Regions from separate parts of the Mus musculus genome. Here all the other regions are linked to region 6. A link is a loop called in an ENCODE intact Hi-C map of the cell type or tissue named here. Cell type or tissue: left cerebral cortex. All regions are shown on one strand. Each heading gives the region's core, and the rest is flanking DNA. Links, peaks and the distances in the headings are about the cores only. Region 1 holds the start of Mbnl2 (muscleblind like splicing factor 2). Region 2 has its middle 3.1 kb from the start of Gm41253. Region 3 has its middle 3.6 kb from the start of Rap2a. Region 4 overlaps Gm41253 (a long non-coding RNA gene). Region 5 overlaps Gm4681 (a long non-coding RNA gene). Region 6 has its middle 35 kb from the start of Oxgr1. Region 7 has its middle 18 kb from the start of Gm33173.

Region 1 (4,388 bases), core at 166-4,165, 200 kb after region 6:
TAAAGGCAGGGGCCACATTTAGCAGGACCTTGAAAGTCTGTAATTTGGATTTTATGGAGGGACAGGTTTGAGTGTAAAAGGAACATGACTTTACATGACTTCAGAAAAACCTGTCTGGCAACAGGGAAGACCAGAACCGACGTGCCTTGAGGACCAGAGGCTATCAATTAGCTTTTGTACCATACAGGGAATAGGTCAGGGCTCTGGCCGAGCTGGGAGGAGAACACTAAGAGGCTTAATGTCTCTGGGTGAGAAATGGGCTTGACAGAGACTAAAGTCTAAGTAATAAGATTGTAAAAAATGGGGATTTCGTGTCAAAAGCAGGAGGAGCTGGGGAAGAAGGTAAGTTTGAGATCAACACTCAGGTATGTGTGCATAGGTGTATTAACAGTTTAAAAAGATTTCCACTTGTTTAAATGTAGCTAATTTAACTTTCCAGGAAAAACAAAACAAAACAACAGACTTAACCAAAGCCTATCAAAGATAATATTGACTAGAAATGAAAATCAATATTAGAGATTAAAGTGAAGAGGAGTAAAATAAGATATTCTATTGAAGAAAATTAGTCCACAAGTCACAAGAAATGATGTGTTTTAAGAACACAATTCCAAAATCTAAAAATACCAAAACCATTACATTCTGCCCTGTTACTCCATTCCAGATGCATTCGTTAAACAGTTGCAGAGAGAGAGAGAGAGAGAGAGAGAGAGAGAGAGAGAGAGAGAGAGAGAGAGAGAGAGAGAGGCTCAATCTTTCAGATGAATAGGATCTTTGTTCTTGCCTGTAGTTAGTCACGGGACCTTCATACTTAATTTTTAAGATGCAAAATGTTGTGTTTTGTGGAAGGAAAATGTGTGCTTATTGTGTTTTCTAAATGCCATATGTTTTTGTTTTTGTTTTCAAAGCATGCAGAAATGCTGTTGACTGAGAAGAAGAAAAAAATAACCCTTTCCGTTCTTTTTTTTCTTGCTTTATCTTAGGGAACCTCTGGCATCTGTGGGTCAACCTTTGTAGATTGAAAATGGAGGATGTCCCTTAGGTCAGTGCCATGTGTATTCAGCAGTAAACGCCCTCCAGCAGTCATTGCGGCACTAAAGACAGGATGGGCAACGTATGAGCATTTATCAAATGGCATCTAAGAAGGTTAAGACACAGTTAATCCCCCAGTGGGTGCCAGCCAAGAGCCTCAAAGCTTAATGTAGAGATATCAGTTCTGTCCTTCGGCATCCCCTAATTGAAGTCTCTAGTGCTCTGGAAACTTAGATGGAAAATATATGGGTTCCAGTAAGTAGCCACTGAAATGACAGCTCTCTAGAAAAGCTGTGTGCTGGGGCTTCAAGCATGGTCTGGTCTTCAGTGTGCAATCCAACTTGGCTATAGCCTCCCTCCGTCATGGAAATTGCCTGCAAATGTTTCGTAAGGTATCACTTTGCATGAAAAACACTGAATTGTCTCACAAACGAATGTGTACATCTATGTCAGTATGCTTCCTCAAACGCCCTAAGACTTTAGTTTGGGATCCAATTGGATTTCTTGGCCATCTTAGGAGTTTCGTGATTCCCGGAGTGTTTATGATGCAACTCCCAGCTACGGGCTGGGTGTCTCGAAGCGTATTTGTCTGAGCTACCCCTCTCTGTGCTCTGCCAATTATGTGCCACTTTGTCTCGGAGCTATGACTGCTTTCCTCGGAGAGGGAGATCCCTTTTCCATCAGTATGGACGCACTGTTTTCAGAGCCTGCCAGCGCTGTGTTGCTGTGTCAGTCATCCTATGAGGACCAGTTTCAGACGAGGAGGGCTGACGAGCTGGCCGGGGATTGGTGGGCTGAGCCTGGGCGGGGCCTGTGGGAAGGAAGGGCTGCAGCTCACAGCAACAGAGTTTAGACTGTCTTTGCTTCATCATCTGAAGGTAAAATTTTCCAGCCACGGCCGGCGGCTCGCAGAGTACAATAAACAGGGACGGAGAACTATTTGCATGGACCCCCCTTCCTCATGATGCGGTGGAGAAGCCACGGCCACTCGGTCCTGCCAGATGTTCTTGGGGTTACTGTACATGGGGAAGACGAGCAGAGCTAAACAAGGTAGGAGAAACAACCCCCCCTCCCCAATTTTTTTTTAATGTTTAAAGAGTTTGCTGCAGTATGCTGCATTCCATGTGTGTGCTTAGGGAAGCCAGGGAGACCGATTCCACTAATTCGAACGGAATACTCGCAGGAAACCCTGGAGTTTTACGTAACGTTTGGATTTGAGAACAAGAAACGGCAAAGCTGGAATCTACGCCGCCCGTTTAGGGTGAGGCATTAAAAAAAAAAAAAAAAAACCGAGGTTTTTATTTATTTATTTAAAGGACAGATTTGTTTATTATTATTATCTTTAATTATCTGAAAGATCCAGGCCAGGATTATCTTAAGATAATGGAGGTTTTTTACTGCCAGAGTGGGCTACAGAATAAAGTTTACGTGTTTCCTGTTCTTTGAAAACATACTTGAAATTAAGAATTTAAAAAAAAAATCTGCTTAAATAATCATCGGCTGAACGTTTGGGACGAAAATATGTCTGTTTCTTGGAAATTGGGGGCCACCCTGGTGCTACAGGGCAATGGCTTTAATTGAGTTTCAAAAGCACATTTTAAGCAGCACCAGGGCAGAAGAGGAAGCTTCCTGGCTAGTCTTAGACACTGTGGTTCAATGTTTACATTGCTTTTCCTGGCAGCCTCTGTCTTTGTTTCCAGCTTAAAAGTGGAACCATTATATTCAAAAGTAAGGCTGGGTTAATAATGCTTACTGCAATTATCTGATCTGTATGCATTTTTAATGAGAACACACAGCCAGCAGAATAATTTAATGAGAGCAGGCTAGCTTTTAAAGCTGGGCTCTCACTATGCCCAGCCAGATCAACTTTCTTGCCGAGAAGCAGCGGCTGGAAAGGGTGAAGCAGATTTATTTTTAACACACTTGGCCCAGGAGAAGGGAAGGCTTTCTCTGTGTTAAAGAATTCTTTCTGCCCTTTTCCGTTTTAAATTTCTGCCAGGCTGAGGAAACCGTGTTTTTTTTGTTAGGCCTTGGAAGCATGTGTTTACAATAAATGTGTAACATTTTTAGAATAGTTAGCAAGCACTGAAGCGAAGGGGGGAAAAAAAACTTGCCTAACTGCCACCTCCGTGAATGTTCTAATGTTCTTCAAAAAAGCCTTACTGTCTCTTTAAAAGACAAAGATTAAGTCGGAAAATGTCTATTAGGGCATTTTTATATTTAGGCAGCAACAAGGAACAAAAATTAAATGAGACATTTTATCATCTATGTAAGAGGAAGTTTCTTCCTCTCGTTTGCTCCGTTCTGAGGGAGAGCAGTGCTCATTTAAATAAGGGCAATGCCACGTACCACGGTTTTTACTTTCAAGGAGAAGTGCAGGACACTAGCCCAGAACTCCTGACGTCATCCCCCAACTATTTCTGCTGTGTGTTCTTCTATTCAGCTTGTGGAAAGGAATAGTTCTCTATGTCCAGGCCAGGAACATTCGAACTCCCAGTTGGCAGGACTTGAGTTATGTCTTCCCATTTAAACCCACAGCCCATCCATCCCCCCTCACAGGCCAAATAGGGCAACTTTGCCTACCTGCCTGTCTGCCCAGGTTTTCTGCAGGCTTCTGGCTTGGCTAGAGAAAAGCCATGGCCTGCCTCAGGGAGCCGGATTTCACTTTCTTTCTGGTCTAACTCGCTCTGTGTCGTGGCTCAGTAAGCCTTCCTGTGTGGCCTATCCCAGGGGGTCCCGTCCCAGGGGGTCCTATCCCAGGGGGCCCATTCCCAGCCCCCCTGGAAACTTTACCTAAGGCCCAGGTTATGCTACCAAGTTCAAGGTTGATTGGCTGGTGGGTGACAGCTGCTTTCATAGATACAGCACCGTGTCCTAAGGCAGATGGCTCAAAGGAAATAAAATACACTAGTCCCTGCTGTTAACCCTGTGACACAGGTGGCACTCCTCTTGCACACCCTTGATTGTACGGATCTGGAGAAAGGTTAGTGTTTATTGAGGTTCCTTTTAAAGAAAGAATTTGGGCTAGAGCACACTGCAGTTCCCTGGAGTCCCTACTACCAGCTGGCCCTCCTGCACCACTTACTTAGTGTGGCCTTGAGCAAGTGCCTACCTCAGTTTCTCTTCAGGGACCTAATACTTATTACACTTTCTCTCCTAGAATTCTAGGGACCTGTTTTGTACAAACAACAGTAACAAAAGTTGTTTGTCTCCTGGGACAATTCACTGTGTAAAGTACAAAGGGAAGGGGCCTCTGTGTGGAAACATTGTGGGCAATGTCTTGGGCTGTTTAGATATAAGGCTACAAAATACAAAACCTCCAGTCTCTCCGTTTCTTATAAATTTTCTAAAGATGCCTA
Region 2 (4,388 bases), core at 221-4,220, 730 kb after region 6:
AAATCTCCACCAAATTGGATTCACCTGTATCCTGGTACACCTGCGCAGCACTCAAGATGTTTGTGTCTTATATGAGGAAGTCAGGTGCAAGTCATATGACTTAGCTGCAGTCCCTGGCGCCTTTGGGACTGCCGCCACACCCGCTCCCCACAGGGGCGGACAAGGGGCAGCCCCCAGTACCAGGTTCTCGGTCTCTGGCATCCCATGCTCCATACGGCAGAGGAGCTGAGAACAGAATAGGGGCCTCGGAGCAACTCTCTCGGCCTCAGAGATACAGGAAGAGGCAGAGGGAGAGAGATTCCCATGCAGGCGAGAGTCCTTAGTCTGGGCCTTGTTAAACAGAGACAATCTATGGTTTTAGAGCTTTATTGTAGAAAGGCAAAAGGAAAGAGAAAAAGTAGAAAGAGAGAGAGGAAAAACCAGCCATGGCCAAGAGGAGAGAAGGGAAAGAGAGAAAGAGAGAGAGTAAGAAAGGTGAAGGCTTAGAGAGAGAGAGGTAAAAGCTTAGAGAGTAAGAGAGAGAGTAAGAGAGAGAGAGCGAGGTGGGGCCAAGCAGCCCCTCTTATAGTGGGCTTGTTATCTTGCTGTTGCTAGGTAACTGGGAGGAGTCTAGCTTGAAGATCAGAAGCTTGGGACATTGTGTACATGACTGCTAGCCACGAGCCTCTCTTGGGGGGCTGTGGGGGCTGTGGGGGCGGTAACTTCGACAGGAGCCAGGGGTCCAGGAGACATGAGGGAATGTCCCATGTAGGTGGGAATTACCACCCATCGGATTCTGGGGGAGGGGGGAGGATCAGACCTCAACTCGACTGGAGACCAGACTGTCTGTGCATAGCCCATTGCCTCACAGTGGGGAACAGAGGGTTTAGTTCCTCTCACAGGTCATCCTCCTTCCATTCAAGAAGCCAGGACAGGAGCTTAAGACAAGAACTAACATAGAAAACACAGAGGAATGGTGTTTAATGGCTGCTCACTCTGGTTTTCTCAGCTACCCTTCTTATACATCCCAGGCCTACCTGTCACCCACCCAGTGCTGGTGCTGCCCACAGTTGGATGGGCCTTCCCACATCAATTAGCAGTCACGAAAATGCTCATAGCCAATCCAACTGAAGCAATCCCTGCAGTATGGTTCCTTCTTCCCCAGTGTGTCAAGCTGACACATGAGGCAAGCTACGGCAGTAGGCAATCTCCATTTTTGGTCAGTTATGTTGAAGCTCTTGACTCTGCGAGTGAGTAACTCAAGCCAGATCCTGGTGGAAAGGGCTTCTTTTTCTCCCCATGCCCCTGATTTTTTTCAGCTTTTTATTCTAACTTAACATCCCTAGAGAAGGGGCTCAGTGGTAAAGGGCATTGCTGCTTTTACAGAGGGTGAAGGTACATTTCCCAGCATTCACAGGGCAGCTCCTAACCCACCCTAACTCCAATTCCAAGGGACTCAATGCCTCTTCTGGCACCTGGTTTGCACATGGTGCACACACATACATGCAGGCAACCATCCATACTGTAATAGGACCCCAGACCTTAGCACAACTGACTCCATTAAAACCCAGCATGTAGACAGTACCATCAGCCAAAACAAAAACAAAAACTTAATCCATCAAAGTCCATAGCTCTGGGAAAGTCACTAACTGTACTAACCTTGCTTTTTGGCTTCTGTAGTTCTGCTTCTGGCTAACTGTTCTTGTCAACTGAAGAATCTCAACCCAGAACATGTTTTTTTGTTTTTTGTTTTTTGGTTTTTTTTTGGGGGGGGGGTGTTGGTTTGTTTTTGTTTTTGTTTTTTATGCTTAAAAGCTCACCCTGGGAATAGCTGTGGGTTACACTGGGAAGACTTTTTATTGACTTAAACCTATATCCAACAAGTCTTCTCTAATGGATATCCCACAACAATACATGTAAAAAATAATAATAATAACATTTAAAACCACCAACTGGGGCTGGAGAGATGGCTTAGTGGTTAACAGCACTTGGTGCTCCTTCAAAGTATCCAGGTTTGATTCCAAGCACCTACGTGACAGCTCACAACTGCCTGTTAACTCCAGTTCCAGGGAATCCAAGACACTCTTCTGGCCTCTGAGGGCACAGGTCATGCTCATGGTTCCCACATATGCATGCAGGCCAAACACTCATACACATAAAACAAAATAAAATAAAATAACTACCTAATACCAAAATGACATATGACCCAAAAGCCCCAGGCTAACCTTCTTACTCCAAATCGCCCCTTAGGGCTGACAACCCATATGTTTTCTGCTTTGTCTCTTTTTCCTCAAATTGCTGACTAAACTTCATCAACAGGAGGGAGGAGGCGGAGGCCCATATGACTGGAGCATCCCTTTCCAGAGAATCAGAGCCTTGAAAACAAGGACTTGTACCACCCCCTCCCACAGGTGGCCCTGTGCCCAGTCAGAGCCTCACACACCATGCCTGAATCGGCTGCAAATGATGTAGGAGATAAACGTAGCAACCCACAGGCCTTGAAGATGGCAGCTTCACAGAATTCATACGGCCCGCAGTAGCTTAAAACTGAAGCAGGAACTAAGATGCTCTGCCTAGGAGAAGCATGCTACATGGCTTAAGTGATTGTCCTAGTTACAGTCACTACTGCTGAGATGACACGCCGTGACCAAAGCAATGTGGGGAGGAAAGGGTTTATTTGGCTTACACTTCCACATCGTTCTCCATTGTGGAGCGGTGAAGCATGCCACCAGACAGAAAACCTGGTAAGGCTGGGCGGATTCAGGAATCCTCATCATTGAGAATGGTACTTAAATCTACTCCCAACCAGGCTCCTGTTCTGGAACGTGTGACCACGACACCCCATTGAGTAACTTAGGGACAACACCTGAAGTTCTTCCTCGTGCAGATGAGGCATCCCTAGAGTCTCAGACCAAGCCCATAGAGCGCATCTGCCTCTAGATCCCAACCCACACCCAAATGTTGATAAGGTCCTATCCACAAGGAATGAAGTGCATGAGTTATTTCACCAAAGATCGTCTGAGAGTGCATATCTCATCGAACTGTAACACTCCAGAGAAGAGTATTCTCTTCCGAAGCTGACATGGCTGGACGCTGCTCGAGCAGCTGCAGCCACTTCCTGTCCAGTGGCCCCGACTTTGGCTCCTAGCCTCCCTACTACCTCCCACCTCCTGCAGCCCCAGAAGAGGCCCAGCAGCCAGCCCTGCTCCCGCTACCCCTTGGAGACCTGCAACTCTTTGGCCTCTTCGGCTGGGCCAGAGCCCCACAAATCCATATGGATAACACCCAATATGTAGACCAGCTGAAGGAAACCAGGACAGGAACTAGAATTAGGCAGGATCCTGGAGGCAGGAGCTGATTCAGAGCCGGTGGAGGAGTACTGCCTTGCTTATCGTGGCTTGCTCAGCCTGCTTTCTTCCCAGGACCTCCAGCCCAGGGATGGCATCACCTACAATGGGCTGGGCCCCCCAGCACTGATCACTAATGCAGCCGGATTTATGGCAACATTTTCTTAATTGAGGTTCCCTCCTTTCAGATGACCCTAGTTTGGGTCAAGTTGACATAAAACTAGCCAGAAAAGAGAACAGGGATGAAAGTTGCTGGCACCTGAAAGACATGAAGTCTTTGCTCTACAAGAAACCCCGTGGAATGATCACAGTCAGCTATTGGATGGGTCACACGGCCCCCAATGGAGGAGCTAGAGAAAGTACCCAAGGAGCTAAAGGGAACTGCAACCCTATAGGTGGAACAACATTATGAACTAACCAGTACCCCGGAGCTCTTGTCTCTAGCTGCATATGTATCAAAAGATGGCCTAATCGGCCATCACTGCAAATAGAGGCCCATTGGACTTGCAAACTTTATATGCCCCAGTACAGGGGAACACCAGGGCCAAAAAGGGGGAGTGGGTGGGTAGGGGATTGGGGGGCTGGGTATGGGGGACCTTTGGGATAGCATTGAAAATGTAAACGAGGAAAATACCTAATTAAAAAAAAAGAAAAAAAGAAACCCCGTGGAAGGGCAGAAAGGTAGCCTAGTTGCCTAGCATGCATGAACCTTGGGTTCCATTCTCAGAACTGCATCAAACCAGATGGGATGATCCACCCTTGCAATTCCAACACTTGAAAAGTCAAGCCAATAAGACTGGAAAGTTCAAGGCCATCTTTGATTGGGTCATCCTTAGAAATATAGTTCAAGGCCAGCTTGGGCTACATAAGATCTTGTCTCAAAATAAAACAAAATCATAAACTACCATGGGCTGCTAAGCTAAAATCCCCTTTAATTAAAAAAAAAAAATAGAACAATGCCATTATTAGTCACTAAGCCAAGATTTATTATAAATTTTACATGAAGGAATTCAATTATCTAAGATGAAGGGGAATGCTTTTACCCGCATCCAGTGTTCAAAT
Region 3 (4,388 bases), core at 88-4,087, 400 kb after region 6:
CCACAGTAACTCTTATAAAAGAAAGCAGTTAGCTGGGGCTGGCTTACAGTTCAGAGGTTTAGTCCATGATCCATTATTGTCATGGCAGGAAGCATGACAGCATGCTGGGGAGGTAGATGAGCATTCTGTATCTGTATCTGCAGGCAGTAGAAAGAGGGTGCCGAGACAGACAGACAGACAGACAGACAGACACTGGGTCTGGTCTGGCTTGTGTGTTTGAACCTCAAAGCCCATCCCCAGAGATACTAGGCAAGCCTGAAATTTTGACCGTTTTTGCATTAGAAATCCTAGGACTAGACATGGGACATGAAAGGGGAGGGAACATACAAGAAACTGTCCTTAGTCATGGAGCAAATCTACAAGTTTAAGGAGAAATTGCTTTAGTGTGTTTTACTTATTGATAAAAAAAAAAAAAAAAACAATTAGATCCCCTCCCCCTTTCTCCTTTGTTTCTATCCACCAAAGCAGCTCTCTGACCACTTCCTTTAGCATGGGCTAACTCACCCTAGATAACCTGACTAACCTGTTCCTGAGTCTCCATTTTTCTTGACCTTTATAAATTCTTGTATGGATTATATATGTTATCAGGCCCCAGGACACTATTTCTGCATTTTTAGTTCTTTATATATAGTATGATATTTCATTGCTTATATTGTTATTACACACCCTTTTAAATCTGATATTGTCTTATATTTTTGGTTGTGAGCCTAGCCTTTAACGGCTGAGCCATCTCTCCAGCCTGATATTGTCTTATCTGCATTAAATTATGGTACTCCAGAGGTAATTGGTAGTGTAATATTTATCTCTCTGGCTAGAATAAAGCTCTTTGGGTCAACTGTTTCCTACTGTATCCCTCAAATGCAGAAAGCGGAGCAGATTTGCAGTGAACATAATGCCTTTGTGCTGTACCGACATGTTTACAGGATGAAAATGCCCTCAGACACTAGCTGCGTTCTCAGCATCATTCTGCCAGGTCAAACATGAGGCATCTGCGTACTTGGACCTGAATCCCAGATGCCATCAGCATGAGAAGAGGGCCACCCATGGAAGAGGCACAAACTGTTGTTAACGGGCAGTGCGATTCAGCCCAGCTTCTCTGGCAGTGACAGAGGACAAGTGTGGGAGTGGGAGTGCCGTCAGCCCAGACTGCCCTCTGCCCTCCGCTGCTGTGTTTCCTCAGAATCCCCAGCTCTTAAGATCCTCCAGGCCTTCTCCCTTAACCAGCAAGCCTTCTCATTAAGAAGCCTCCTTAAGCTGCCGTTTGAAATATTTACTCTTTCATCCAACAGATTTCTTTCTCAGACTCGTTGCACACTGTGTCTGCGTTCTAGTTTTTCCTTTCAAGAGCACCAAGATGTTAGGTTTTCATAAGAACGTGTTTATCTTGCCCCTTCAATTTCTATGCTTCGTGTCTGCAGATTTACCTCAGCTGCGTGAAGCCTCAGAGGCCTAGACAGTTCCCCATCCCCTTCGTAATCACCAGCAGCATCCCAGGAGTTTGGTGGTCTTTCACTTAGGATTCAGGAGACAGCAGGCTTTAGTGGGGAGAGAGAGGAGCCAGGGTTTAAAGAGCAGGAAACCCTGGTCCAGGCACAGTGTCCTTTAGGCTTGTCTGTATCAAATTCTGTGCTTATTTGCTTCTGGCTGCATTCACAAAGTCAGAAAATACAATACATTTCCATTTCATTCCACCCTTTTCAACATTTTTTACAGAAAGAAAGGAGCTGGCTGGGTTTCCATGGTAACACAAGTGTGACAGTTGAGGCTATCTGGATATAGGTGAGAGATCCCTCTTCAGATCCAGTGGAGAAAAGAGAAATTAAGTTTTCATTTTTTTTCCTTTCTCACCCAGCAACACACTTCTAAAGCCGAAGGGACCCTGTGGTGACAGTGTTCAGTGCTCGGTCTCCACTGTCACGCAGGTTCACACATCTGAGGCAAGACTGAATTTCTTATCACATTTTTCTTTTGTCTTTCCCCCAAACACATGATTGAAGACTTAAGCTTTTGGAATCAGAGTTGGAACAGTACTTATATAGACATAGACACGAACATAATTAAGATCAGGATATAGACACCAATATTTCCCCCAAATCTTCAATTTTATTTTATTCTTATACTGGGAATAGAACCTCAGCCTTGATAAACAGGCCTCACTAAGTTTCCCAGTTTGGCCTTGAACTCATGCAGCCTAGGCATGTTTGAATTTTGAACACTTTTGTGCTTAGAAATCCTGGTAATTGGGTTTAGAGCTATACACCACCACATTCTACCCTGACGCCCTTCTAATTATAGCAACTCACCTTTCAAGCAATAGTCTACATGCCACCACAAACCAGGACTGTATCCTCATCCAAGCCATAACAGGTAAGAAAATATATTCCTGATCATAATTTTTGTTTTATATATTAGTAACAAGAAAGCAACAAACAAACAAAGAAACAAAACAAAACAACTACTTTCATAAGATGAAAAACAGGCCTGTCAGAATGGGAAACAGACAGACTACAGATACCACACCATAGGCTGCCATCTTTATACCTCATGAAAATGTAGAAAGGCTTATGAAATGTCAGGGAGAAAAGCCTGAGAAATGCTAGGACATGTGACTAGCAACCCACCCACAACTTTGTGACAATGTCTATTATGTTTACTTTAGTTGACAGACTCCCAACTCTGGGGGAACTAGGAATCACAAAAAGATTTGCTTAGCTCCTGGATCCAAAATCCTAAGACAAGCCCACACCACAGACCACTGCCTATCTAGATTTTCAGCCCACACAGTACTAGATAGATAGACTATGCACTAGACAGTGCATAGATAGATAGACTATAGTAGACAGTGAATAGGTAGACTATGTACTAGACAGTGCATAGATAGACCATGTAGTAGGTAGGGCACAAACTACCCAATAGTTACTTCAGTTGCCAACTGAACAGGATGAAAATGCACCCAGGGCAGTGGGGCACTCTGGGGCATGTCTGTAAGGAGTTTTCAGAGGAGTGGCTGAGGGCAGGGAAGAAGAACCTTGAATGCATTTCCACCCACCCCACCAGCTAGGGTACTGGACTGAAAAAAGGGGGAAGAGGAGAACTGCCATTCAGAACTCCCTTCTTCCAGAGTGTCAGAGATGTGAGTGAACAGCCTCCCACTCTGGCCACAGGCAGCTAGCCACCTAGTGCCAAGCCATTCCAACCACTGCAGACTCTATACTGTGAGGCATGGGTGAAAGCAAGCTTTTTCCTTCAAGTTTCTTTTGTCAAGTATTTGGCCACAGCAGTGAGAAAAGCAACCAATGCAGGTTGTCATATTCACAAAAAACACATGTTTCTAGGCTGTATTTAATCCCCGTGACACCTGAAAATGTTATCACTCATACAGTTTGAATTGTACCAGAAGCATTCTGCTTTTCCTTGGGAAAACTATAGCTGCTACGGAGCAGAAGTAGTCACAACCAAGCCTGTCTTACAGAAAACCACTCTGTCTTACAGAGTCATTCAGACATGAAGCACACAGGGAAGCTCCCTCAACTTTAGTTCACTACCTTATATGAGTAGCTTAGACTGAGAGCAGAGCCTCTTCAGTTTTGACTCCCGTGAAACATTCCTGATGCTTCCCCCTACAGTTTCTTCACTGCCTGTTCTCTAAGTTTCAAGTTCTCAAACTTCCATAGTATATAACTGAGAAGTCACGACTGACCTGAGCTATATTGGCAGCCTTCCGTATCCATGCATCCAAACAGCAGCGATTCAAAATTATTGGGGGATGGTGTACTGTACTTAGCATGTAGATTTGTTATGAGTCACTCCCCCAAGGACTGTATAACCATTAGCCTAACGTTTGCAAAATATTAGGCATTACAAGGAATCTAGAAAGAACTGAAATGTGCAAGAGAGCATGTAAGCTAAGTCCAAATATGCCACTTCATACACGGGATTTGAGCATTTGCAGGATTTTGGTTCGGGGGTGTCCTGGAACCAAGCATCCATGGATATGATGCAAGGAGAGATGGTAGTTGACATTTTTTAACTTGACAAGGCACTTGCTCTAAACTGTTTTCAATAAAAACTTGCAGTTATGTTGTAGCTAGGTAATTCAAGCATATAAATTCTTAAATGTTCAGAAACAATAGGCATTTGGGGGACTCCTATATCAGAATACATTTTTGTACTTTGACAAGTGACAGAAAAGATGGCAAAAGAATGTCCCTCTGTTAGAAGAACCCAGACCGAAATCCACTCTACAATGACCTCTGTAAGAAATCAGAATGGTGGAGAGGTACACCAAGCTCTGACAGAACTGAAAAAATACAGCCTTCTGAAAAGTGTGAGGTAGTTATGGTTAGAGTTGTCATTTCAAGGACATGGTTTAATGAAGATAAATGCAA
Region 4 (4,388 bases), core at 126-4,125, 690 kb after region 6:
CTCTAACCCCAGCGCTGTGGGGAGTGAAGACAGGACCGCTGGGGCTTGCTGGCCACCAGTGAGAAAGGAGAGCACGCCCAGTTCCATAGCTGGTCACATGACCGCTTTCAACCACGTGGCAAAGGAACACCTCAATGAGGAAGTGAAATTTCAGCAAATGCCTGAAAGAAGCAAGCAGTGGCCTGAGAATAGACTCCTACATAGAACTACTCAGACTGGAGAAAGCCTGATGTGTTCAGACAACGTGTGTGGTTGGAGCAAAGTCAGCTGCAAGACAAAATGAGCTAATATTTCTCTTCTTAATTAATTAATTAATTAATTACATCTCAAATGTTGCCTTCCTTCCCTCAAATGTTGTCTCTTAGAGGACAGCCCCCATCCTGCATCCCATAATCCAGACACATCAAGTCTCTGCAGAATTAGGTGCATTCTCTCTGATTGATTGAGACCAGAAGTGGCAACCCTCTGTTACTTAAGTGCTAGGGCCTCAGACCAGCCCGTGTGTGCCCTTTGGTTGGTGAGCCAATATTTCAAAGCGTTCTGTGAGAGAGTCAGCATTTACTCCTGTGGCCCTTAGTGGTGATGTGTCTTGACTGCCATCCTGGGACGCAGAGAGCTACCTGGCCTAATCTAGCTCTGGGCTCCATTAGACAATGTCATATTAGGAAACCTGACTCAGTCCCCAACCTGTTGCCTCAGTTGCTTTCTGTTTCTGTGATGAAACACCATAACCAACCTGGGGAGGGAAGGATTTGTTTGACTTGCTGGTCCATCATCAGGAGAAGTTAAGGCAGGAACCTGGAGATAGGTCCGGAAGCAGAGTCTGTGGAACGGCGTTGCTTACTGGTCTGCTCCCGGTAGCTTGCTCTGTTTGCTTCCTTATGGAACCCAGAACCAACCACCTGCCCAGAACAGCGCCACTCGTAATGGGCTAAATATTCCCACATCTATCAGTAATCAATAAAACACCTTACAGGCTTGCCTATGGGCCATTCTGATGAGGGTATGTCCTCAATTGAGGGTTCCCCTCCCCAGATGACTCTAGCATGTGACAAGTTGACCAAAGCCTGGCCAACACGCCCACTCTGTGTTAAAACTCAGCTCTATAATTCCCAGCTGGCATCCGTTCCAGGTTGAACAGCAGTTGTGAGTCATAAGGATAGAGTCCAGGAAGGGGGCCCTGCTTCAGAAATCTAACCTGAAACTCCTAGGAAAGCAGAAGCAAAATGTATCCCACGGAGAACCCACGTCCTTACCGTGATGCACAGCTCATCCAAATAACTGGACAGAGAGAGAGTTTCTGCAGCTGTGGCAGGTTTAACAATGATGTCACCTCATCTCAAGCAATTCACATTTTAAATAGCGTCAGTAAATCCAAAGATGGAAGAACACACTGGCAATAAGGCAGCCATTTGTTCATAAATACGTCTCGATTTCCTTAAAGTGGGGCCCACAAAGGACCCAGCTCAGGGGTAATTGAACTGTGCTGTTCTGGGTGCCTCAGTTTTTTTTTTTTTCAGCAAATTGGCCACTTTCTTTCTAAATGTCCCCCTGGGACTCAGAAGACATTAAACACAATGACGATGCTTGCTGGAGACCATAATCCTATTTCAGGAAGATTCTCTTGGAGGTTAATATGGTTATATGCATATTTTTTCCTCTAAAGATAGCAGGAAATACTTACTTTTCAGTCACTGGTCCAAAAGAATATTAGAGCCCCATCTGGTGGATTTGTTGTTTATTCAGTAAGCAAAATCCTGTTTTCACCACGGCATTATTATACAGCATGCTATTAGCACTTTCAGATTATGTCTCTTAAGACTGGGTTTTGGGAGTTAGTTCCTCCTGCTTAAATCGCTGGATTCTTCTTGCAGCATCTACCCATAGCCCCTTTTATTCCTCCAGGAAACAAACAACATTCAGTCTTCTAAAGCATGAATCATACCACTATGCTTGATGCATAGAAAATAACATTTGAAAATGTGTATGTTAGCACTAGCAGGTGTGGTGATGTAGTACATGACTGTAATTCTAGCACCTAGGAGGTAGATGCAGAAGGGTCAAGAGTTCAAGGCCACCCTCAGCCATTTTGTATGCTTAAGGCCAGCCTGATCCTGTATGCTTAAGGCCAGACCTTATCTCAAAAGGCTGGGAGTGGCTAGCTGACCATACGGCTCAGTCCATAAAGACCTTACTACCAAGCCTGATAACCTGAGTTCAATTTCTGGGACCCACATATGGAAGGAGAGAACAGTATCAGACAAGTTATCCTTTGATCTCTATGTGCACACCAAGGCAGCCCCCACTCTCAATAACAAATTTAACAACAACAACCAAAAAAAAACAAAAAAAAACAAAAAAAAAACCTTTTATCTTTAAAAGAATATTCTAGGGCTGGAGAGATGACTCAGTGGTTAAGAGCAATGATTGCTCTTCCAAAGGTTCTGAGTTCAATTCCCAGCAACCACATGGTGGCTCACAACCATCTGTAATGGGATCCAATGCCCTCTGCTTGTGTGCCTGAAGACAGCTACAATGTACTCATATACATAAAATAAATAATTCTTTTAAAGAATGAATAAATATGCTACCAAGGTAGACATGTTAGATAACCACTGGTATAATCAAATTTTATTAAACAGACCTTACAGGTGGACATAAGAATGACTGGCCAAGTTTCAGAAAGAAAGTGCTAACAGCATTCACGTTCTCAACGCTGGACACAAGGTAAGACTGCTGAGGTGCAAAAGCTGACAGGTGGCAGATGGTTCGAACAAAGTGTTGCTGAGAAAGAGAAAACGCTGCTCCATTACAAAGTAAAGCAAGTCTGAGCTGCACCGAGCTCCTGATAACCTGGGGACGGACGGGGTGGGAAAATTAACTCCAGACTTTTTTAACGTATGAGAACCAACTCACTGAAGTTGAGGTTAGCCAAGTGCCAACATTTTCAGCAGCGTACCTCAGACATCAATACTAACTGTACTCTTAGTGATACAGGATAGGCCAGACAGAACTGCAGGTTGATACCACGTGACTGCTCCAAACCAACCAGGACCAGTGTAGCAGACGCAGAGGGCTGCTAACCAACCTCGCTTCATTTTGTGGCATGTCCATAACATAGGACTTGCACCATTGCCTGCTCTCAAGCACCTGATACCATGCCCTGTTAGGGCAGCCCTTGCTCCCCCCTACCCCGCCCCCACTCCTCCTGCTTCTTGTCATCAATAACCCCTTCGCTATCAAAGCTTACATATAAGTTCAACTACGCATGTCTCGAGAAACCCATCTGCACCACTGGGTCCTTTCCGTAATAAGTTCTTCCTTTACTTAATCTGCCTCGTGTCATCTTGTCCTGGAATTCCTTTCTGTGGCACAAGTCAAGATCTAGGTTTCCCCATCAGAGATCTCTGAAAAGACATGATCGGGCTACCTGGCTGTTAACATCTGCTGCTGCTGCTGCTGCTGCTGCTGCTGCTGCTGCTGCTGCTGCTGCTGCTGCTGCTGACAATCTGAAGTAATGGGTCTGAGATGGAAATGCGACAGATAGAAGAGATATGAAACTTGCATATCATAATGTAACGTGGGCTACACGGATACTTGGCATCACTAGTAAGAAATAGTGAAAAGGGTGAGTCGCCAGCAACCTTCCCAGCACCTATTCCCAATATCGGCATTATGCGGTGTGGCCATCTGCCTAGCTCAGCTCAGCCAATGAGGGGCCAGCTACCCAGCTCAGCCAATGAGAGGCCAACTGCCCAGCTCAGCCAATGGGAGGGGGGCAGCTGCCTAGCTCAGCCAATGGGGGGGGGCAGCTGCCCAGCTCAGCCAATGAGGTGCAGATGGAAATCCCTGAGTCAGGCTTCCAGGATGAAAAGGTAGCACTTCAGGGGAAGGGTTTGCCCCTTCTAGTCACCTTGCCCGTCTTCCTTCCAGGTGTAGAGATACAATGCCCTGAGACACGAGGGCAGCCATTTTTCAGTCACAAAGATGAAAGGCAGATGGAACATGAGTCAGACAAAGGAGAAAGACTCTGGATTTATGGTAAGAACTCAGAGACTGGCTCTGGGTTTGTTATGAGGGAAAATGAACTCCTTATTTAAGACGTTGTGCTTACTCATGGCAAAGGTAATCTAATCAGAACTAATGAAATGTCTATCATTGTAACAAGAGTCGATTCAAGTGGGCATTCTGAGGAAAAAACAAGAACAGAGAGAAAGACGGGAACTTGAGAGGGAAATAACTAGGTTGGAATCATTTATAATCTAGTGAAAATGACATACTCAGAGATGATTTCAACATATATGTTTAGCACTAGGAAGAGAGAGAGAGAGAATTCTGTAAACACTTAGATGCTGCTCTATTGCTGTGAAGAGACACCATAATCATGG
Region 5 (4,388 bases), core at 91-4,090, 61 kb after region 6:
CATGAGCAGAGTCTTGCACAATCCTGCTTACTAGTTGATAATATTTCTGTGTCTTCCGCGAACACACAAACTATGAGTTATAAATACATGCCTAGAACAGAGCCTTAGTTCATCCCGGGACTGTCTGACATCCCCACCCGACCCTTCACTTACAAGCAGCTGGGCTGCACCTTTCTGGCATCCGGTGTGCCTGGCTGCGTGTTGAGCATCAGGTATGGGTGGCTGTGTTTTGAGCAATCCTGAGTTTCTTTTCTCCATTGCCCTACCTGGTATAAAATAAAACAGAGACCACTGAAGTTCTTACTAGTAAGGTAGATTGATTAGTTTTTGAAATTGCTGCAATCAAATGCCTGGCAAGAAGCACATTGAAGGAGAAAATAATTTTAGCTCCTGGTGTGAGAGTGTGGGTCATCGTGTAGGTGAACCAGAACAGCAGGAGTATAGGGGATGCTTGCTTACATCTTAACAGATGGCACACAGAGAGACTGGGGTCAGAAGTAGGACTGAGCTATGACCCAAAGGACCTGACTCCCCACGACCCCTTTTCTTCAACCAACCACAGTTTCATAATCACCCAAAGAGCACCGAACTTCAAGCCAAGAAGCATTCAAACACGTGAACTTGTTTAGAATATCTTCTATTGAAACTGTATCCTAAGAAAAGTGGCAGGGGAGACCAGAAAAGTGAGGGTAATGCTTTTGTTATTTTGTTATTAGTTTTATTATTTTGTTTCTTTTTGTTTTCTTTGAAGGGTGTAGGAGGAAGAGGTTTCTCCCTGCTGAGATGACAGCATCTAAGGCTTCAGTGTCCCCTCCCCACAGTTCTTCCCTGAAATCCTGTGAGTTCTTGTCCTAACAGCACTGCAGACTGGCAGAGCTCCATCATAGCTTACCATACTTTCATTCATTTATGACTGGCAAGGGCTGTGCATCCAGAAACTCTGCAAGATATGGTCTCGGTCTACACGTTGGCTATGACTGACAAAGGAGGTCTGATGACATTCATCACCAGGTCAGGGTGGACAACTTTGGGCTTCCTTGGCTCCTGTGCGGTATTGTGTTCTCATGAGCAGAGTCTCTGGGTACTCTGTGCAGACCGAGGAGAGTTCTGGAAGAGGTGCTAATGTATGCTTGGCAGTAGCTACTGAATGTGATAATCAGGCTCCGACTCTGCGGCGCTGACTCAGCTTTTTTCCTGCCAGGATGTGAAAGGTACCATCCAAAGACTGAGAACAGACACGTGGTGGTCATCTTGCTGTCTCCAGAGATCTATTCTTATTTGGTTGAAAAGCCCAGAACATCATCTATAAAATAAGAGGACGGTGCCTTGGAATCTCTACGGTGACTTTCAGTTCTTATCAGGTTTAATTGTGAAAGTTCCAGTTGAACTGTCAGAATGACAGCGATGCTTCATAACCCAGTGTGAAATAAAAATTTTTAAATACTTTTATGGGCTGGAAAATACCATTAATCCACATCCAGATTGGACAAGAGTGAACTGTCTCCCTCACTTCACACCAGGAGGCATCCAAAAAGTACAACTCTAAAGGGTTGGTCCAAATTGAAGAAAAATTTCTCTGGTGATCTGGACTATTGTTTCTGGGCCCTAAGAGGAGGGGATAACCCTGCTCCATCTTAAAATGTCAATCTCTAGAGCCTTCACTGTGTCTAGTTAGGAAAGACCAACACATGGGGTACGTTTCAACAAGTCAGAGTTTAAAACCTTGAAGGTCAAAGCAGAATACAGCTAAAAGATCTATGATCTTGAAGGAGCTGGAAGCTGGGGCTGCACTCTGGAAACCAGGCATTGCCACCCACCACGTCGATAGCTGGGCTTGAGGAGGTGTGGCGCCACTGGAAGACCATAGCCAGCTGCCCATCTCCACACCACTTCCTCTCAGTTAGTCCACTCCCCCTCCATACACACACTCCAAGCCTTGCATCTCTTAACCGGAAAACAGGAAGGCTCCTCCTACTTTTTAGGGTTGTACACAGACTTTCCCAGCGCCTCCAAGACTGGACGTGTACGTGTCCTTTTCTAGTCTCCGCCTTCCTCTTAACACTGGCTCAGTTGGAGCTCCAGGAAGTCAATGGTTTCCTTTCCTGAAGCGAGCTGGTAGCAGCCTGGTGTTGCATAACCTGCAGGATGAGCGCTGGGCCCCGAGGGAGCCAGCGCTGGCCTCGCAGACAGGCTGGCGCGAGTCCGGCATTCCGTCCAGCAGGGGGCAGCAGAGCTCGTCGGCGCCGCTGCGCAGCCCGTCTGGGAGACTGGAGCCATTACAACCCCTCCGGGAAAGGCTGGAGTCCTCAAGCATCCCATTCTCATTTGTGGAAGCATTTTTCCAGCCTCGTTTAAGCTAGGACACAGTGTTTCGGCAGCTGATGCGTAATCGCTTTGGTTTTTGGGGTTTTTTTTGTTTTTTTACTTTCTTGCTCTGCTTTTGTTCAGTTTTAAAGAGGCATTAATTACGTTCCTAGTCATATCAATGCGCACCAGACACCTTGTATTTCGTTATAGCATCCCTTCATCATCTTTGCTCCAATTTCCAGATGATAACCGTGCTATAAGTAACTGAAAGATGTAACTATTTCAAAACAGGGCTGAGACTGGGGCTGGAGCGAATAAGGAAAGGATGTATGGGTTGGTTTTGGGAGGTTGTTTTGTTTTGTTTTGTTTTCCTTCTGTTTTTAACAGTCTTCTGTCCAGACGTATTGGACATGATGTAATAAAAGCCCGATGTAGGTCCAGCGCTTTTATAAATGCTTGAGGATAGGAACTAAAATGATATTGGAAGATTTCTTGAACTGAAAGACAACATATAATTCAGTTTTTCCTTTGAGCAGTTGACCCAGGCACGGGTGGGGGGTCTATGATCTTCACCCCAGAACTGCTGGATCACAGCCTGACGTTCCTCAGCTCCCCAGACGGTTTCTGTGTGCTTGGAAGTCTGGGGAACAGCCTGGGGGGGGGGGGCTCCTAGTTTGCCTTCAAATTTTGGAAGGCCTGGGCTGGAAAGATGGCTAAGCAGTTAAAAGCACTAACTGCCCTTCCAGAGGTCCTAAGTTCAAATCCCAGCAACCACATGGTAGCTCACAACCATCTGTAATGAGATCTGATGCCCTCTTCTGGTGTGTCTGAAGACAGGTACAGTGTACTTACATATAATGAATAAATGGATCTTTTTTTAAAAATTGGAGGGCCAATATCTGAAAAATCTTGAGTGTATTTGTTTGACCTTGTTCGGAAGGGCAGGAATAGCTTCAGTATATATGACCCCTGAAAAAAGAGGAGATTCTCCAGTTCCCCAGAAGAAAAGGGAATTGTGGGTTGGGGGGGTGGGGTTTATCTCAAACCTACTGGCTTCATACTAGTTACCAGCAAGTTCAAACTGGGATGTCTCACCTAAAAACTTCTTCCCTCTGATTCTTATTACTTGTAAGATAGGGATGTGGTTTTTAAAACCCACTGGGTTGTGATCCCCTCCCTCGCCGCATGGCCGTATGTGTGTGTGTGTGGAGGGGTGAGTGTGAGTGTGGGTGTTTGTGTGGGTATCTTGTACAACTCATTCACGGATACAAACAGTGGCAAAGGTGCAGGGTGATGTGGTTTGCCCCGTGGTAAGCGTCATCACAGTCAGAAGAAGCTACTATCAGAGGGATCATCACAGTGGTCCGAAGGTCCGGAGAGACTCCGTGGTGTTAGAGCACAGTGCGAGGACAGATGCGATAGACAAAAGGAGGAGAGGGCAAAATTCACACTAGCACCCAGACAACGAAGGGCAGACGTTCCCCTACCAGACCCTTAAAAATATTGGTTCTTTCGCAGCAATGCTAGAGTTGTGAGTTTCAGACCCTTCGAGGCAAGCCCTTTGAGTCAAGCGGAACCAGCACAGTCAGGCCGAGGGAGCCCAGTCAAGCCTAGCGCCGGAACCGCAGCCTGTCTACGGCTTCTCGTCACATGGGCACAATTAGCCGTGAGTGGAAACAATGAGACAGCCCCAAAGAAGATCACAACATGAATGTGACCACTGGACCTCGAAGCGGCACTTGTCTTTTCAACACCATGTTATTAACCAGGAAGGCAGGAGTGGCCTCCCCTGGGAGGCAGGCGCCAGCTCCAGGCAGCCTGAGGCCCTGTGCTGGCTAGGAATCCTCCCTACGCAGGACATCAGAGAGATCAGCACGGGATGTCCGGTGGACCCAGCAGGCTCTCTGTAGCGTGGTGGGTTGAAGTCACAGGATCACCGAGGAGCTGCAAACTCAGCCAGCTGGCCTTGTCGCCTCCATTTTCATCTCCCTCTGTCTCCCCTGCAGAGTCTCAAGTAGGTGAGATCTCAGATCCTTGAGAACAGTCTAACCTTGGAGTCTGCCCTGAGTGCCATTTCTTAA
Region 6 (4,388 bases), core at 110-4,109:
GCTTCAAGTAGGAAACCCTGATTGAATATATATGGGAGAGTCAGATCAAGAGAGACACCAGAAGTCAACCTCTGGCTTCCATAAACACATGCAGAGACATTCATACATGCAACCAGCACACATACCCACAAGCTTGCTAAAGTGCATGCTTTAAAGTGATGATTCAAAAGGAAGTGCTTGCCCATCCTCAGGAATCATGAATGACGCCCCACCCCCACCCCAGCATCTCTGACACCTAAGAGAAACGGCACATTGCATGTTATTTAATTTGTGATGGTTTGTATATGCCCGGCCCAAGGATTGGCAATATTAGGAGGTGTGGCCCTGATGGAGGAAATGTGTCACTGTAGACATGGGCTTTAAGACCCTCATCCTAGCTGCCTGGAAGCCAGTATTCTGCTAGCAGCCTTCAGATGAAGATGTAGAACTCTCAGATCCTCCTGCACCATGCCTGCCTGGATGCTGCCATGTTCCAGCCTTGATGATGATGGACTGAACCTCTGAACCTGTAAGCCAGCCCAATTACATGCTGTCCTTGTAAGAGTTGCCACTTGAGCTGTCTCTGCTATCATTCTGGAACTTGTGAGAGATAACTATAGCACTCACTGTTCCCTGTACAAGCCATTGGTAAGTGCTTGTAGGGCTGTGGTTTTTAAATCTTAGTCTTATCCATGGCTTTCCAAAGAGAAATCTCACAGAAATCAGAGCATCGTTAGCCTTTGAGAAAGTGGAGGTTATGGAAGCTCTGAAACTCAAGTAGTCGTTTTTCTTTTGTATTATAGAAGGGGTGAGGAAAAACCTTGGATGGTAGTTTGAAAGTGAATGTCCCACATAGACTTATGCATCTAAACACTTGGCTCCCAGTTGGTTGTGCAGTTTGGGGAGATTATGAAACTTTTCAGACCTGGAGTCTCTCTAGAGCACTTATCAATCTGAGAATAGGCTTTCAGTGTTTATAGTAGTGCTTCTCAGCCTTCAATACAGTTCCTTGTGATGTGGTCACACACACACACACACACACACACACACACACCCCATTATTTTTATTGTTACTTCATAACTATAATTTTGCTACTGTTATGAATCATAATGCAAATATTTTTGGAGATAGAGGATTTCCAAGAGGGTCGGGACCCACAGGTTGAGAACCATTGGTTCATAGCTTCTATTTCTTGTTTCCTCTTTCTGCATCTGGCACAAGGTGACGAGGTGATTTCCCAGCATCCTCCTCCAGCTGACGTCACTTGTGAACCGATCAGGGTCACCACTTATCGTGGACATCTAGCCCTTGGGAACCAAATCCAAAATAAACTCTTGTTTAAGTTGTTGAAGTTGCCTTTTGTCATGATGTGTTGTAACTAAGTGACTGTACAACTAAGAAAGGTATAGACGAGATGTTTTTTAAGGTACACTTGGAATTTCATTTTTCAGATCAAATTAGGCAAAGACACAAATCTTATCCCACTGAAAATTGGAAAAGCTACCGAAATGAAAACATCAGTAGTTATTGAAACCATTTGTGCGTGTATTCACATGTATGTGCACATGTGTCCAGGTGTGTGATGCATGTGTAAAATGTGACTGTAGATCCTCATGCTAAATTTTATAGATTGTGGCCACAAGGTGGTGATACAACACAATCTTTACCTTTTCTCCAGCTGATAAAACTAAAAGTAAGAGAATCAGGCTGTAAATCAAGCAGTTCTCTGTGCATTCCTTAAAGGCTGGCCTTTAGTTGTCTTTCTTCTTGGAATGCAATGATAATTGTGACCCCAATGTGTAGTAGAAAAAAATATGCTTATCAGGAAAATCATATATTTTATGAAAATTTTGGTCTTTTAAAAATAATTTATACATCATTGCAATGCAACTTTGCTTCCCAGTTCTAGAGCCCTGGTATCTTCATGTTCTGGGGCCCCTGCCATACAGGGGCCTGGTCCCTTCCTGGTCATTCTCATGGTACCAAACTGAGCCTTTGTATCAGGTGGTCCCTCCGTCTTCCTCTGTTATTTCTCTTTTTTATTTATTTATTTATTTATTTATTTACAGTTCTCATCTTTGATGTTTGTGTTTAATTTAAGAATTTTGTGTAATATTTAAGAAGTATTTCATAATAGAATAGTTGTTTTCTTACCACAATGACCTCCCATAGTGGGGGTTTCTAGAACAGATTGACATCTGTCATAACCTGTTAGAATGTTAATACGTATGTGCTGTGTCTGTGAAGTATCTATATTCAGACAAAACTGCAGCTACATAGCTTCTTGGTCTTTGTAATATGCCTGAAGTCAATGTGTTAAACACAGACGCGATTCTTATTTAGAGTTCCATCAACGGTTCTGACTTTAAACTATCTGAAAGCAACCAAGGGGGGAAAAAAAAAACTAACTCAGCCACGTTAAAACAAACAAGCTAACACCGTCACAACGTGAAGAATCAACTGGCACTGGCCTGCTTCCCTATAGCGGAAGCCAGAAAATAATAAAATCTGTCCTTCCATAGGGAGTGAACTCTAGCCTTGAATTCCATGCTGTGGCTACCTGAAAAAAAACAAAGGAAGAAGAAAAGAGAACAGGATTCATCAGAAAAAAAAATCGCTTCTTCACCAGAGCAGGGGAAATAGAAAACTACACGGGTTCCCCCACACCCCTCTCCCTCTACAGCGTCCTCCCCTGTCCCTGGAAGGGAAAAAAGGATGCCTCAACTCTTCTCCTTTCCTCCAACTGATTCGGCCTCTTGCCATGTCTTCTCACAAGACTTTCAGAATCAAGCGATTCCTGGCCAAGAAACAAAAGCAAAATCGTCCTATTCTTCGGTAGATCCGGATGAACACTGGTAACAAAATCAGGTACAACTCTAAAAGAAGACACTGGAGGAGAACGAAGCTGGGTCCGTAAGGATTCACACAGCGGCAAGACTGAATTATACTGAATTGTGGTCATCGATCAGTTCTACCAGATATATTTCAACATTTTTAACCTGTAGACTAGCTTATGTCTTAAATTAGGTGTTTGTCCAGTAATAAAATATAGAACCTTTAAAAAAGAAAAAGAGAGAGACGGGGAGGGAGAGGGAGGGAGGAAGAAAGACTCAAAAAGAGTAGCCATTCTCATGGACTCATGGAGGGTTTAAAGGAAGGGCAGGAGAGGAGACACACAACCAACTCAGCAAACAAAAGTAAAAATAAGGCATTTAAAAAAAATTACCCAGAAAGACATGTGGACAAAGAACTGCAGAAAGTGCGGGTGGTTCAGCTGTGATAATGTAGAGCATCGCAGAAGGAGCGGTGCCACCTGACTCAAAGAGAAACAGGGAACAGTATTGGAGCGTTCGCTGAGAGGTGGTAGAAAACTACGTTTGAAGATTTCATAGTAAGAACCTATAGTTTTCTGAACTTTTTTTTAATTAAAAAAGAAAAATGAAGTTGTTATCCTAAAACATGAGACAAACTCCTAAAATGAGTCAAGAGATTATAATATGGCTCAGAATGAAAATGGGAAGTCGCATGCAATATGACTTGTCCTTGTAAATCTCGTCAAAGACGTGAGTCCAAAAGGTATGAACCTGTTAGATGTGGATACAGCTCAAGCCAGGACACACCCACTTCTCCCTGAGTGACGGTGATCATCAGAGATCATTCAGTTGCAATAACAGACTCCTCCAAGCAGATGTGCCGGCTACTGAGACTCTTTCCATAGCCTGATTTCTGTTTGTTTTCAGTTTTTCCAGAGAATATTTCTCATCAGTGTGAAGCAGGCCTGCTAGCTCCTGCCATAAAAGCTTTCAACTATTAGAATGGCTTCGGCCAGAGAACTGTGAGCATCCGTAAGAAGAATTTACTGGAAAAAAAAATCTAAACTTAGCAGTCTGTGTAGAAATGTCTTGCTCTATAACCACTGTAAAATCGTGTGCAGTTTCTCAGTAAAAGAAAAAAAAATACACTTCGTGACATCTTCTACTTCTATTATTTAATAATTTGATAGAAATAACTCTATAAATCATATGAGTCCTCTCGCTAAGTGCCACTTTCTCTGGGAAGGTTCTTAAAAATTAATATCATTATAATATAGTAGTCATTTGTATTTTTAAGAATTTAATATTGAAATTGTGACTATGATAAATACAGTGCTCATATATTTAAATAAAGTATACTTCGCAAGAAGGATTGAAGCCATGTGTGTTGAATATATTCATGAATAAGCCAAATAATTCTAAAATTGGTGACTTTCAATTTTAATGAGGTGGAAGAGGCCCTGATAAACCTAGCATGCCCACGTTATTATATCAGCAGAATTATTGTTGCAGACAAGGTCTACTCAGAGTTGATCTATGGGCAATTCCTCCTTCTCTTCCTCGATTTTTGAATTCTTCCTTCCCCCACCTTTATG
Region 7 (4,388 bases), core at 201-4,200, 750 kb after region 6:
TCTCACAGTAAAGGACACTAATGAGATGCAATACTGTGTATCAAAGTATACATTTGTCCCAGTTTTTAAATCTGTAAACAGGTCAACAAGGTGACAGATATAAACTCATAGATATACACGGAAAAGCATGTTCACACACAAACACGCACACAGAGAATGTATGGAGTATAAAACAAGACGTGACCATCTGCCACAGCAAACATATTGGACTGATATTTGACTTAGTGCTTGCCCGTGGACTTCTGGCTTTATATGTTTCATATGCATGTGAGTGTCCATTGGAAACAAAATCACAGAGGGTGGGAATGAATGACTCAGTAGGTAAAGCATGCTTGTTGCTGCCCTCTGACTTCCATAAGTACCCTATTCCCACCCCTATCCCCTACACACACCTTACATTCAAACAAGCATGCTGCTAATATCTATGACAAACATTAACAGCAGTGATAAATTATTAGCTCAAAATTTGCAGACTGATTTCCACTTTACTAATTAATAAAACCTACAACCAGGGATACTAGGGAACTAGAGTCATAACAGACATATCTACTATGGGGTGTGTGTGTGTGCATGTGTGTGCATGTGCCTGTATATATGTGTGACCCACACATCAACCTCAGGTGTCATTCCCTAAGTGCCGGCCACCTTGATTTTGAAGACAGCCTCTCGATGGCCTGGAGTGTGCCACATAGGCAGGCTGGCTGGCCAGTGAGCCCTAGAGCCCTAGGGATCTGCCTGTCTCTACCTCCAGCACTAGAATAACATGCATGTGCTGCCATGGCCAGTGTCTGCATGTGTGTGCTCTGACGATCAAGCTCTCATGTTTCAGGGCAAGCTTGTAACAGACAGCTCCATCCCTCTACAAGTGGCAAATTACAAAACAAAGTCAGGAGTCTCGTGCTGTTTTAAATGTGGCCTCTAAGTGGGGGAGCTCTATGCGTCCCTACCATTCACTTCCTGGAAGGTCTTGTGGGTTAACTCTCCATGGGGACACCATGAGAGAGTGAGGGCTGCAGAGATGGCTCAGTGGTCAGGGAGGGCACTGTCTGTGGAGAGATGGCTCAGTGGTCAGGGCACTGTCTGTGGAGAGATGGCTCAGTGGTCAGGGAGGGCACTGTCTGTGGAGAGATGGCTCAGTGGTCAGGGAGGGCACTGTCTGTGGAGAGATGGCTCAGTGGTCAGGGCACTGTCTGTGGAGAGATGGCTCAGTGGTCAGGGCACTGTCTGTGGAGAGATGGCTCAGTGGTCAGGGCACTGTCTGTGGAGAGATGGCTCAGTGGTCAGGGAGGGCACTGTCTGTGGAGAGATGGCTCAGTGGTCAGGGAGGGCACTGTCTGTGGAGAGATGGCTCAGTGGTCAGGGAGGGCACTGTCTGTGGAGAGATGGCTCAGTGGTCAGGGCACTGTCTGTGGAGAGATGGCTCAGTGGTCAGGGCACTGTCTGTGGAGAGACGGCTCAGTGGTCAGGGAGGGCACTGTCTGTGGAGAGATGGCTCAGTGGTCAGGGAAGGCACTGTCTGTGGAGAGATGGCTCAGTGGTCAGGGCACTGTCTGTGGAGAGACAGCTCAGTGGTCAGGGAGGGCACTGTCTGTGGAGAGATGGCTCAGTGGTCAGGGCACTGTCTGTGGAGAGATGGCTCAGTGGTCAGGGCACTGTCTGTGGAGAGACGGCTCAGTGGTCAGGGAGGGCACTGTCTGTGGAGAGACGGCTCAGTGGTCAGGGAGGGCACTGTCTGTGGAGAGATGGCTCAGTGGTCAGGGCACTGTCTGTGGAGAGATGGCTCAGTGGTCAGGGAGGGCACTGTCCGTGGAGAGACGGCTCAGTGGTCAGGGAGGGCACTGTCCGTGGAGAGACGGCTCAGTGGTCAGGGAGGGCACTGTCCGTGGAGAGACGGCTCAGTGGTCAGGGAGGGCACTGTCCATGGAGAGACGGCTCAGTGGTCAGAGAGGGCACTGTCCGTGGAGAGATGGCTCAGTGGTCAGGGCACTGTCTGTGAAGAGATGGCTCAGTGGTCAGGGCACTGTCTGTTCCTCCAGAACACCCAGGCAACAAACAGTGGCTCACAATCATCTGTAATCCAGTTCCGGGGTCCAATGCCCTTTTCTGGACCCCATCAGCACCAGACATGCACATGGCATGCACACACACATATACTCAGGAAAAACACTCATACACATAAAATAAATAAATCTAAAAAAAAGTTAAATTACTAGCATGTCAAAAATACAGCTGGGGTAAAATCAGGGCTATTCATGAGCTGTGACTCAGTGACGCTTTGGCACCTGGGAGTATTTTATGCATAAGTTTAGTCTCAGACAGGCTTATGTTATATAATAGACTATCTTTAACATGACAATAATCCTACTGGCTAACAAGAACTCAGAACCAGAATCACAACAGTCCACTCAAAACACTAATCTTTAAAAGCCTGCCGGGATTGATGGCCCCCTCACCGCCCAAATAGATCAATTCTAGACTTTTATTTAATGAGACAGCCAGGGAGAAATCACTACTTCCCATCACCGATAGATGGTCCGATCTGCCTTTCAATCAAGCACATTTCAAATGTATTCATAGAATACGTTTCACACCTCCTCTGTCGTGTTTATTATGCTTCTGGTTCTGCGCTGTTGCAAATGCATAGCTGAAGCTGGCTCTGCTGTAAACTGTCTTAAAATAACAAAATTCTGAGACCAGATCAATGCTTTGTTGGGCCCTGTGTGTGTCCATTTAACAAAAAGTCACTTTGTGCAGAAATGACTCACTCTTGTACTGTTCTTCTGGCTAGGATAGGCTGGGCGGGGCTACGCTACAGAGCTGGTTCTCTATGATAGGCTGGGCGGGGCAACGCTCCAGAGCTGGTTCTCTATGATAGGCGGGGGCGGGGCTACGCTACAGAGCTGGTTCTCTATGATAGGCTGGGCGGGGCAACGCTCCAGAGCTGGTTCTCTATGATAGGCGGGGGCGGGGCGATGCTACAGAGCTGGTTCTCTATGATAGGCAGGGGCGGGGCAACGCTCCAGAGCTGGTTCTCTATGATAGGCGGAGGCGGGGCAACGCTACAGAGCTGGTTCTCTCGACGTTCATGCGTACTGGGAATGGAGCCATAGCACCATGCCTGCACAACACACACTTTTGCACACTGGGCTATCTCACTGTCCACCCCCCCCCCAAGACATCTCATTCCCCCCCACTAAGCTATCTCACTGCCCCCCTTACTGAGTTATCTATCTCACTGTTTCCCCCACTGAGCTATCTCACTGTCCCCACTGAGACATCTCACTATCCCCACTGAGTCATCTCACTGCCCCCCACTCAGCTATCTTAATGTCCCCCCACTGAGCTATCTCATTGTCCCCCCACTTGGCATTTATAATTGGACCAAGTTTTAGGCATCCCCAGAAGTTTTATTACACTGATTATTTCAGTGCAAATCAGGACAAAGTATTGACACCTCTCAGGTTGTTTAATTAAACTATGATTATTTTAAATGAACAACCGATAGTCTCTCTACAATGTGCCATTCTTCTAGGTAACGAGGACAGTGTTGATCATCAACAGCAGACAGCACATGGGACTTGCTAGTGGTGTTCAGAGCGGGCAGCTTTCTCCCAGCAATGCTAACCCAAGGTCGAGTTCACTAATTAGCCACTGAGGTACACTTTGCTACAATATCGATTCCAGGCCTTTTCCTTCAACAGACACCCAATTAAATTGTCTTGGTCAAAACAGAAGTAATTGAGACTCCCAGAACAGCTGTAAAGATCAGGTGGGGTAGAGAGAATCCCTTTAGCTCAGACAATAAACCCTGCAGCTCAGCACACGGCCTCGGGTCCTGCTACCCCATTCCCCGGCTCTCAGAAGGAAACGTCTCCAAGCTGGTCTTACTCACAGGCTTCACTCCACTGCATATGCAAAACTTGCTAAGAGACTAAGTGTTCTTGTGAAGAAGGAAAAAAAAGGAGGTATGTGAGGTGACAAATATGCTAACTAACTTGGAATCATCATCTCACAACTTGCAGTTTGTCCTGTACATTGTAAGAAAGCTTGGGGGAAATACGCTAGATTAAAAGGGGCATTCATAGTACTGATATTTGACAAAGCCACTTAGATACGCTTTTCTCGAACGAGTCCTAAGGCGTGCCACTTGTTCCTGAACAGTGTGTGTGCATTACAACAATCCAGTTTGACACTCCCTGAGTTCTGTATCTTATTGGTCGGTATTTGTGATTTGTAGCTCAAAGCTTTGTGCATCACAGGTTATGCACACAGCGTCCACGAGAGGGCGATATAGCCTCGCTTTTAAGTCCTACACCGTCAGCGCAAGCGCGGCAAGAGTTCGCGAGCTAGGGGAAATCATTACCAACTTCCTTTCCACGGTGAAGTCA

Evidence for each region. A loop is a pair of places that touch in the nucleus more often than their neighbours do. Peaks named below come from ENCODE experiments on the same cell type or tissue, not always from the same donor. Only the 100,000 strongest peaks of a DNase experiment are listed, where the experiment ranks them.
Region 1: it touches region 6 in a loop (2.9-fold over the local background); 7 of 42 quality-filtered maps call a loop at or near these places.
Region 2: a loop joins it to region 6, with 4 times the contacts of the local background. A loop is called at or near these places in 2 of 42 quality-filtered maps.
Region 3: it touches region 6 in a loop (3-fold over the local background); 4 of 42 quality-filtered maps call a loop at or near these places.
Region 4: a loop joins it to region 6, with 3 times the contacts of the local background. A loop is called at or near these places in 12 of 42 quality-filtered maps.
Region 5: a loop joins it to region 6, with 6 times the contacts of the local background. A loop is called at or near these places in 7 of 42 quality-filtered maps.
Region 7: a loop joins it to region 6, with 3 times the contacts of the local background. A loop is called at or near these places in 2 of 42 quality-filtered maps.

Annotation. Positions count from the first base shown.
Region 1 is chr14:120,273,827-120,278,214 of GRCm38, forward strand. Mbnl2 (muscleblind like splicing factor 2) reads left to right here and starts at 1,843. Exons shown (of 8, transcript NM_207515.2): 1 at 1,843-2,079. The region is part of intron 2 of Gm52122 (a long non-coding RNA gene); the gene reads right to left. In left cerebral cortex, for the core only: no CTCF peak of the experiment used is centred there; DNase peaks (open chromatin) are centred at 1,792, 2,694, 2,858 and 3,451; H3K4me3 peaks cover 3,062 bases; H3K27ac peaks cover 3,187 bases.
Region 2 is chr14:120,807,149-120,811,536 of GRCm38, forward strand. No RefSeq gene overlaps it. Among named protein-coding and RNA genes, the nearest start is that of Gm41253, 3.1 kb to the left of the region's middle. In left cerebral cortex, for the core only: no CTCF peak of the experiment used is centred there; a DNase peak (open chromatin) is centred at 2,394; H3K27ac peaks cover 537 bases.
Region 3 is chr14:120,472,669-120,477,056 of GRCm38, forward strand. No RefSeq gene overlaps it. Among named protein-coding and RNA genes, the nearest start is that of Rap2a, 3.6 kb to the right of the region's middle. In left cerebral cortex, for the core only: no CTCF peak of the experiment used is centred there; DNase peaks (open chromatin) are centred at 1,115 and 1,732; H3K4me3 peaks cover 166 bases; H3K27ac peaks cover 2,470 bases.
Region 4 is chr14:120,762,860-120,767,247 of GRCm38, forward strand. Gm41253 (a long non-coding RNA gene) reads right to left here. Exons shown (of 6, transcript XR_874981.1): 5 at 3,431-4,388; 6 at 1-161. Among named protein-coding and RNA genes, the nearest start is that of Gm25781, 34 kb to the right of the region's middle. In left cerebral cortex, for the core only: a CTCF peak has its summit at 1,718; a DNase peak (open chromatin) is centred at 1,147; H3K27ac peaks cover 309 bases.
Region 5 is chr14:120,135,831-120,140,218 of GRCm38, forward strand. Gm4681 (a long non-coding RNA gene) reads right to left here. Exons shown (of 7, transcript XR_001781467.2): 2 at 154-266. Among named protein-coding and RNA genes, the nearest start is that of Gm4681, 4.1 kb to the right of the region's middle. In left cerebral cortex, for the core only: CTCF peaks have their summits at 2,225 (motif pointing right) and 3,127 (motif pointing left); DNase peaks (open chromatin) are centred at 1,147 and 2,194; H3K4me3 peaks cover 775 bases; H3K27ac peaks cover 1,740 bases.
Region 6 is chr14:120,074,769-120,079,156 of GRCm38, forward strand. It overlaps the pseudogene Gm20167. Among named protein-coding and RNA genes, the nearest start is that of Oxgr1, 35 kb to the left of the region's middle. In left cerebral cortex, for the core only: a CTCF peak has its summit at 1,613 (motif pointing right); a DNase peak (open chromatin) is centred at 1,633.
Region 7 is chr14:120,827,699-120,832,086 of GRCm38, forward strand. No RefSeq gene overlaps it. Among named protein-coding and RNA genes, the nearest start is that of Gm33173, 18 kb to the right of the region's middle. In left cerebral cortex, for the core only: a CTCF peak has its summit at 2,531; DNase peaks (open chromatin) are centred at 2,348, 2,562 and 2,775; H3K27ac peaks cover 1,047 bases.